2 separate regions of the Homo sapiens genome follow, and region 2 is linked to region 1. The links are chromatin contacts, found by Hi-C or POLR2A ChIA-PET in ENCODE. All regions are on one chromosome and are shown on one strand. Each heading gives the region's core, a stretch centred on a gene start or an enhancer-like site at or near the end of the contact. The rest is flanking DNA. Distances are from core to core; before and after follow the strand shown. Region 1 overlaps ATXN1 (ataxin 1). Region 2 overlaps ATXN1 (ataxin 1).

Region 1 (3,226 bases), core at 522-3,021:
ATATGTGGTCTATTAGATGCTATTCTAATTTAGAATTGCAGAAATTTAATGAAATAGACTGCAAACAGGAAAATACAGGCAAGACTATTTTGCAATGCACTTTGGAAAAAAAATAAGAATGAATTGTTTACAAATGCTACCAGTACATAGTTGAACAGAATGAACTGGTAATAGTTATTTTACGAAGCAAACTCATAATTCTGCCCTATGTTGCTTTTCTCTTGCATATTGGCCAAATTTAAATAATGCATATTAGAGTTTTATATATTAAGTCCTACTGAAATATAAAGTACTATCATTATTGCATTTTGAGATTTCTATTCTCAATTCACATTTATCACTGATAAAAGATAAAACCCCAAAGCAAATCATTTTTCTGATTGAGGCTTTTCCTCAGAGATACTAGAGTTGTAGGGGAAGTATAAAAATACTAAATTCATAACATTCTTTTTTTTTTTTCTTTGAGACAAGTTCTCACTCTGTTTCCCAGGTTGGAGTGCAGTGGTGTGATGACAGCTCACTTCAGCCTCAACCTCTCGGGCTCAGGTGGTCCTCTCACCTCAGCCTCCTGGGTAGCTGGGACTACAGGCACACGCCACCATGCCTGGCTAATTTTTTAATTTTTTTTTTTTTTTGAAACATAGTTTCACTCCTGTTGCCCAGGCTGGAGTGCAATGGCGCAATCTCCACTCACCATAACCTCCGCCTTCCAGGTTCAAGCAATTATCCTGCCTCAGCCTCCTGAGTAGCTGGGATTACAGGCATGCACCACCACGTCCAGCTAATTTTGTATTTTTAGTAGAGATGGGGTTTCTCCATGTTGGCCAGGATGGTCTCGACCAGCATGTGGTCTCCCAAAGTGCTGTGATTACAGGCGTGAGCCACTGCGCCCAACTATTTTTTTAATTTTTTAGTAGAGACAGGGTCTTGCTATGTCGCCCAGGCTGGACTCAAACTACTGGTCTCCAGCAATCTTCCCACCTAGGCCTCCCAAAGAACTGGGACTACAGGTGTGAGCCACAGTGCCCAGCTGTAACCTATTCATTTACCATGAGACTATTAAACTCCTTTTAAATTGAATTATAATTCTATTCCATGGCCACAGCTATTGACCAGTTTACCCTAAGTATATGGTTCTTTGCAACATAATTAAAATGAGAAGGTAGAATAGACAAAACCAAAAAAGTCTTAATTTGATCATTTTTATTTAAATTTACTATTAATTTCATTACCATGATGCTTATGTTTGCGTCATAACATCTGATGGAATCTTAGTAATATAAGGCAAAATTCTTTGTTCATTATGCTGGTCCTTCAATCAGGGATGTCCTCATTCATTCAAGCATTGCTCTTCCTTTAAGATTCAGCTCGATGTCACTTCCTTTGTGACATGCTCCCATACATATTGTATTTTCCCTGCCGTGTAATGATCTGTCTCCCTTTCTAGACTATGAGCTCCTTAGGGGCCCCAGCGAGGTCTCTGTATTTTTCATAACAAACTGCACAATTCTTTGCACAGAATATACTCTCAGTAAACACTGGTTTGATGTGTGGGTGAATACACACACTTTGATACTCTTATGACTATGGTGAAAAGGCCACTAATTGTGATTTCAACTTAAAGGTTAAAGCCAAAAAAAATCCATTTTTTAGTGAAATGAAACTCTTAGCGTTTTCACTTCCAGATGCATCAGCATTACATAAAAGATGTTGAAACTATTTTAAAAAATAGTCATGCTGCGCATTTTCCTGTCTGAGAATTAGACTGAAAATACCAAATTCCCCAGGGGCCCCTGGGTGTTCTAAAGACAAATGTTCAGTTAGCTATTGATTCCATGCACTCATTTAATGGAAATCCGGAGTAAGACTCAACCTCCCCACCACCAGCCTGTCACTCATTATTCTGCTCAGCTGTTTCAGAATAAGCGACGACTCCCGGGAGAGCTCTGCCCCCCTCCCAGTACTGGCCAGCACTTCAGTGATGATGAATCCGAGCAGCAGAGAATTTCAGTACTCAAAGCAGCAGAACATCAGTCCCAACTTACATTTTCCACTTCCATTGTCATTCTTATTCCTATATGGGCTTATTTCTCACATATCCACCTTTGATTTTTCAAGATCGAACCTTTGAAAAGGTGAGGGCCTGGCTGCCTAACATATTACATCATCACGCATATGCCGGACTCCTGCCTCACTCAGAAGACCACGTGTTGCTCAGAAAAGAAAGGTGGGCACCAAAAGAACAGGTTTCTCATAATATCCTACCCAGGCCCACAGTTAGACGTATTAGTCACTGTTGGGACAATGAATATGGGTTTTCCAAGAGGTGATCAAGCCTTTACTTGATGGATTTTCTTTTCTCCACGCCCCAAGATTTTCTAGGCTTTTGGTAGGAAGCACTATACAGAAAGCACCCACGTCTCCTAGCTGATTCTGTGTCTGGAGTTGGTTCCTTCTGGTGGGTTCGTGGTCTCGCTGACTTCAAGAATGGAGCCGCTAACCTTTGCGGTGACTGTTACAGCTCTTAAAGATGGCACAGACCCAAAAGACTGAACAGCAGCAAGATTTATCATAAAGAGTGAAAGAACAAAGCTTCCACAGCTGGAAAAGAATCTGAGCAGGTTGCACTGGTGGCTGGTGCGGGTGGGGGTGGGGGGTTGGGGGGGGCAGCTTTTATTCCATTATTTTTCCCGTCCATGTCCTGTTTCTGTCCTATCAGAACGCCCTTTTCTCAATCCTCCCCATGATTGGTTACTTTTAGAACCCTGCTGATTGGTCCATTTTACAAAGTACTGATTGGTGCATTTTACAAATCTCTTGCTAGCTACAGAGCACTGACTGGTGCATTTTTACAGAGCACTGATTGGTGCATTTTACAAACCTCTTGCTAGCTACAGAGCACTGACTGCTGCATTTTATAATACCCTTGGAAGACAGAAAAGTTCTCCAAGTCCCCACTCGACCCAGGAAGTCCAGCTGGCTTCACCTCTCAATTCCACTCAGTAGTTACTGTCAGCCTCCCCCTAAAACCTCCACCACTCAAGGAGCGACACTGTCAGAAGCAGACCTTCTAATTACTCCTGTGTGATCTCAAGCCCCCTCCCTGGGGACTATGGAAAGAGAATGTTAGGAAATAGAGATGGAAAAAACAAGCCATAATTCTGACATGCTATCACTTTAAAAATATTTCTATCATGCAATGTTTGTAACCCACAAAAGAATGCAC
Region 2 (3,226 bases), core at 194-2,693, 78 kb after region 1:
ATTTTATTTACTTTATTTTATTTTGAGATAGGGGTCTATGTTGCCCAGTCTGGTCTTGAACTCCTGGCCTCAAGCAATCCTCCCACCTTGGCCTCCTGGGTAAGGATCTTTGTAATGAATATTATTATTTGGATGACAGACTGCAGGAAGCCCAGAATCCACCCCATTTTCTTGGCATCATAATTACTCTTTGAGAAATTGTGCTGTACACTTTGTATAAAATGAGAGCATGTAAATCAAGCAATAATAACAACAATCCTCCCATAGTATGTCAAACTCACGAGGCATTTCCTTCTCCTCCAAACCCTCCTTTCTCTCAGACAAACCAAGTAATTGAAGACATGTATTTTCAAGGAACATGGCTAAGAGCAGACTGTTTCTTTACCACATCAAACTTCTGTGCAGAAGTTAAGAAAGGAGAATCACTCTAATGCTTATTCCTAATGACTGTGATAGACTTTCTGCCTTGAATGGTGCATTTCCATTTGTAAGCTCCATTTATAGAATCACACAAGTTTTTGCCTTCCTCTGAAACCTAACACCCTGATCTTACCCTTTTTTGTATACATCACTCTTGGTGGAAATTTTCAACAACCACAAAGGTGGGGGAAAGGGCGTGGCGTACACTGACTCCTTAGTCATGTTTCCTGATGTTGCCATTTTAGTGTATTTTAAGTATTTACTTATGGCAACAATTATAGTTCACAAAGCACTGTTCTCTTTTTCCATCCGGCAGACCCCCTTGGTGTGCTCTACTACAAAAGGCAGTTTTCTGAATCACTGCTATTAATCAGTAAAGAATTGATGTCCCTATTTGGTGAATAGCAAACTGCTCCTATTGCTCTCTGAACTGAACTGAACAATCTTTTTTTTTTTTTTTTTTTTTTACTTTAAGTTCTGGGACAAATGTGCAGAACGTGCAGGTTTGTTACATAAGTATACATGTATCACGGTGGTTTGTTGTACCCTTCAACCCGTCATCTAGGTTTTAAGCCCCAAATGCATTAGGTATTTGTCCAAATGGAACTCAGCAGTCAGCAAAATATATTAAATTTGTCAGTTCTAGAATAACTCTTGTTGCCTACCTCCACATTCACATTGGTGATGTCTACTCCCTGTCCTCACTCCTGAGCACCTGTCACCTCAGACCACACCACTGAAGCTGACCACCCCATGACCCCCAACCAAGAAAGGGTAAGCCAACACAGAGAAGCCAGGGTGGGCGCTCAGAGAGACTCCTGGGTCTGGTCACTTCTGTGGGTCCACTAAGCCTGTTCCTGGTACCCCAATATCACTAAGTGGCCCAACTTAGAAATACTAGAATCAACTCCTCTGCCTTCCCCCTTATTCCACAGGTCAGCAGGGACCAAATCCTATCAATTCTATTTCCTGGTTATGCTACTTGAATCCTTCCCTTTCTGCCTCTCCAGCAAGTCTGGCTCTGCCGTCACTCACCCCTCGTGCCCTCTCACCCAGATGTCTGCCTGCTCTCATGGTTCTCCAATCACCTCTCCAGAATGCCACAAAAGCTGGCTCTAGAAAATACAGATCTGATCCTTGTACTCTCCAAACTGAAAACCATGGTGACTGCAGTATACTCTCCAAACTATCACTAAAGAGGAAGGGGGATGTGAAACATATACAGTACATTACTCTCTGCGATCTTCCTCTGTGCTATCAACAAGCAAGAAAAAAGAGATCTGGAGAAAACAGATGTGGAGGATACATGCAGAGGACCAAGAACCAAGATTTTATTCAGATTTCCTTCCGTTTTTACTTGGCTCATCTATATTTTGGGTCAGTTTTTTAGAACTCAATTTGACTTTTAATCATTAAAAATGATCCTAGAAGCATGTCCTGTGAGGCACTGCCAAGTCGCATTGATGCATTTCATTACTGCTTGAAAGGCCACATATTCAAAACACTACTAGAAGTCAGGCTAAAGAAAATAAAATGATTTTGGATATTTTTAAGCAGTTACTAAAACAGAAACAAATGTTATTTTTAATCTCTGGCTCACTGTAAACTGACAAGATATGAATATGAATTTTACCAAGTAATGTATAATAACTGCTTCTGCTCACCACAACCACATGCCAACAACTCAATTTTATATTTCATTTCGATGTTACATGTGGAACATATAATCTAGATTACAAACCATCCTCATTACAGTCCATTTACTCTAGCTAATTTTTGATAGCATGACATCATTAGCATAAAAAAGCTTAGTGAATAACTATTCTGAAATTTGCTTTTATAAAAGTCCTTGCAAAGTTTTACATTTCTAAACAAGTGAAAACCAATAGCTGAAAAATTGTAAGATGATGCCATAATTGTCCAAATGTTGCTCAGTTCACCAACAGGCTTACTGAGTAGGTTCTTTAGAAAGAAATTCTGCCAGGTAGTTTGTAATAAGAAGTATCTGCTATGGATCATGCCTTTACAAAGTTTACATTCCAGCAGGGAGGAAAGCATGTACACAATTGGCACTTTTCTTTTCTTTCTTTTTTTTTTTTTTTGCAGTAACGTAACAGAATAAGAGAAGTACAAAAGAGCTACAAAGTCTCAAAAGAGGAACCATTTTATGCAGGAGAGGGTATCAGGAAAGATTCTGGTAAGAAAGTGGGCCTCAGGAGCTAGGCAGATGGGAATTTTGAACTCTAAGTGTCTATTTCTGAAGTGAAACTAATCAATGTGTTTCTACAGTTAACATTTATTGAGCAACTACTATGTGTCACAAAGTTCATAAATGTTATCTCTAAGCTTCCAAACAAACATGGAATGACAGCCTGGTTACAAATGATTAAAAAGGGACTCACAGAGTCTATTAACATTCCCAAGAGTCATTAGTTCTTACTGAACATTAGTAAGCCAAAGGCATATTTATATCAACACAAGAGTTAATCACACAGAAAAGATGACAGTCTTAATTCGAACAATCAAGGGTCAAAATCATTATATATTTTGAATACGAATATGGTTGAATATGACAAGGATTTGAATACGTCAAAACACAAATCACATTCCCTGACATGTAACTGAAATGACAAGAATATCAAGAACTTAAGTACATGTTTATTCTAACCTCTAACATCAGTATTATGCAATGATTTCATTTTAAACTAAATGATTAAAATGTACCTTTGTTTTAAAATAGGTATTTGAGTTTCTACAGCAGTGTTTCTCCAAGTGTGAGCCAAGGACCTTTTATGTTAAATGAATC

What was found. Hi-C counts contacts between places; a loop is a spot of excess contacts on that map. ChIA-PET counts read pairs that join two places held with the same protein, here RNA polymerase II (POLR2A). Pooled maps may share reads with other maps.
Region 2: a loop to region 1 is called in a pooled map, with 8 times the contacts of the local background. The contact joins two enhancer-like sites. A Hi-C loop is called at or near these places in 2 of 168 maps with a recorded cell type or tissue (CD14-positive monocyte and HepG2), 12 of 37 single-sample maps with no recorded cell type and 10 of 50 pooled maps. POLR2A ChIA-PET finds 5 or more read pairs at or near these places in 7 of 52 experiments (GM12878, OCI-LY7, activated CD4-positive, alpha-beta T cell and 4 more).

The regions. Positions count from the first base shown.
Region 1 is chr6:16,590,225-16,593,450 of GRCh38, forward strand. All of the region lies in intron 3 of ATXN1 (ataxin 1), which reads right to left. Among named protein-coding and RNA genes, the nearest start is that of ATXN1-AS1, 170 kb to the right of the region's middle. Within about 2 kb of position 1,772, at least 4 of the 41 ENCODE cell types and tissues checked have a DNase peak (open chromatin) inside an H3K27ac peak, as active enhancers do; they include CD14-positive monocyte, where a contact is called at or near this core.
Region 2 is chr6:16,668,803-16,672,028 of GRCh38, forward strand. All of the region lies in intron 2 of ATXN1 (ataxin 1), which reads right to left. Among named protein-coding and RNA genes, the nearest start is that of ATXN1-AS1, 91 kb to the right of the region's middle. RefSeq lists a silencer at 1,894-1,973. Within about 2 kb of position 1,444, at least 19 of the 41 ENCODE cell types and tissues checked have a DNase peak (open chromatin) inside an H3K27ac peak, as active enhancers do; they include CD14-positive monocyte, where a contact is called at or near this core.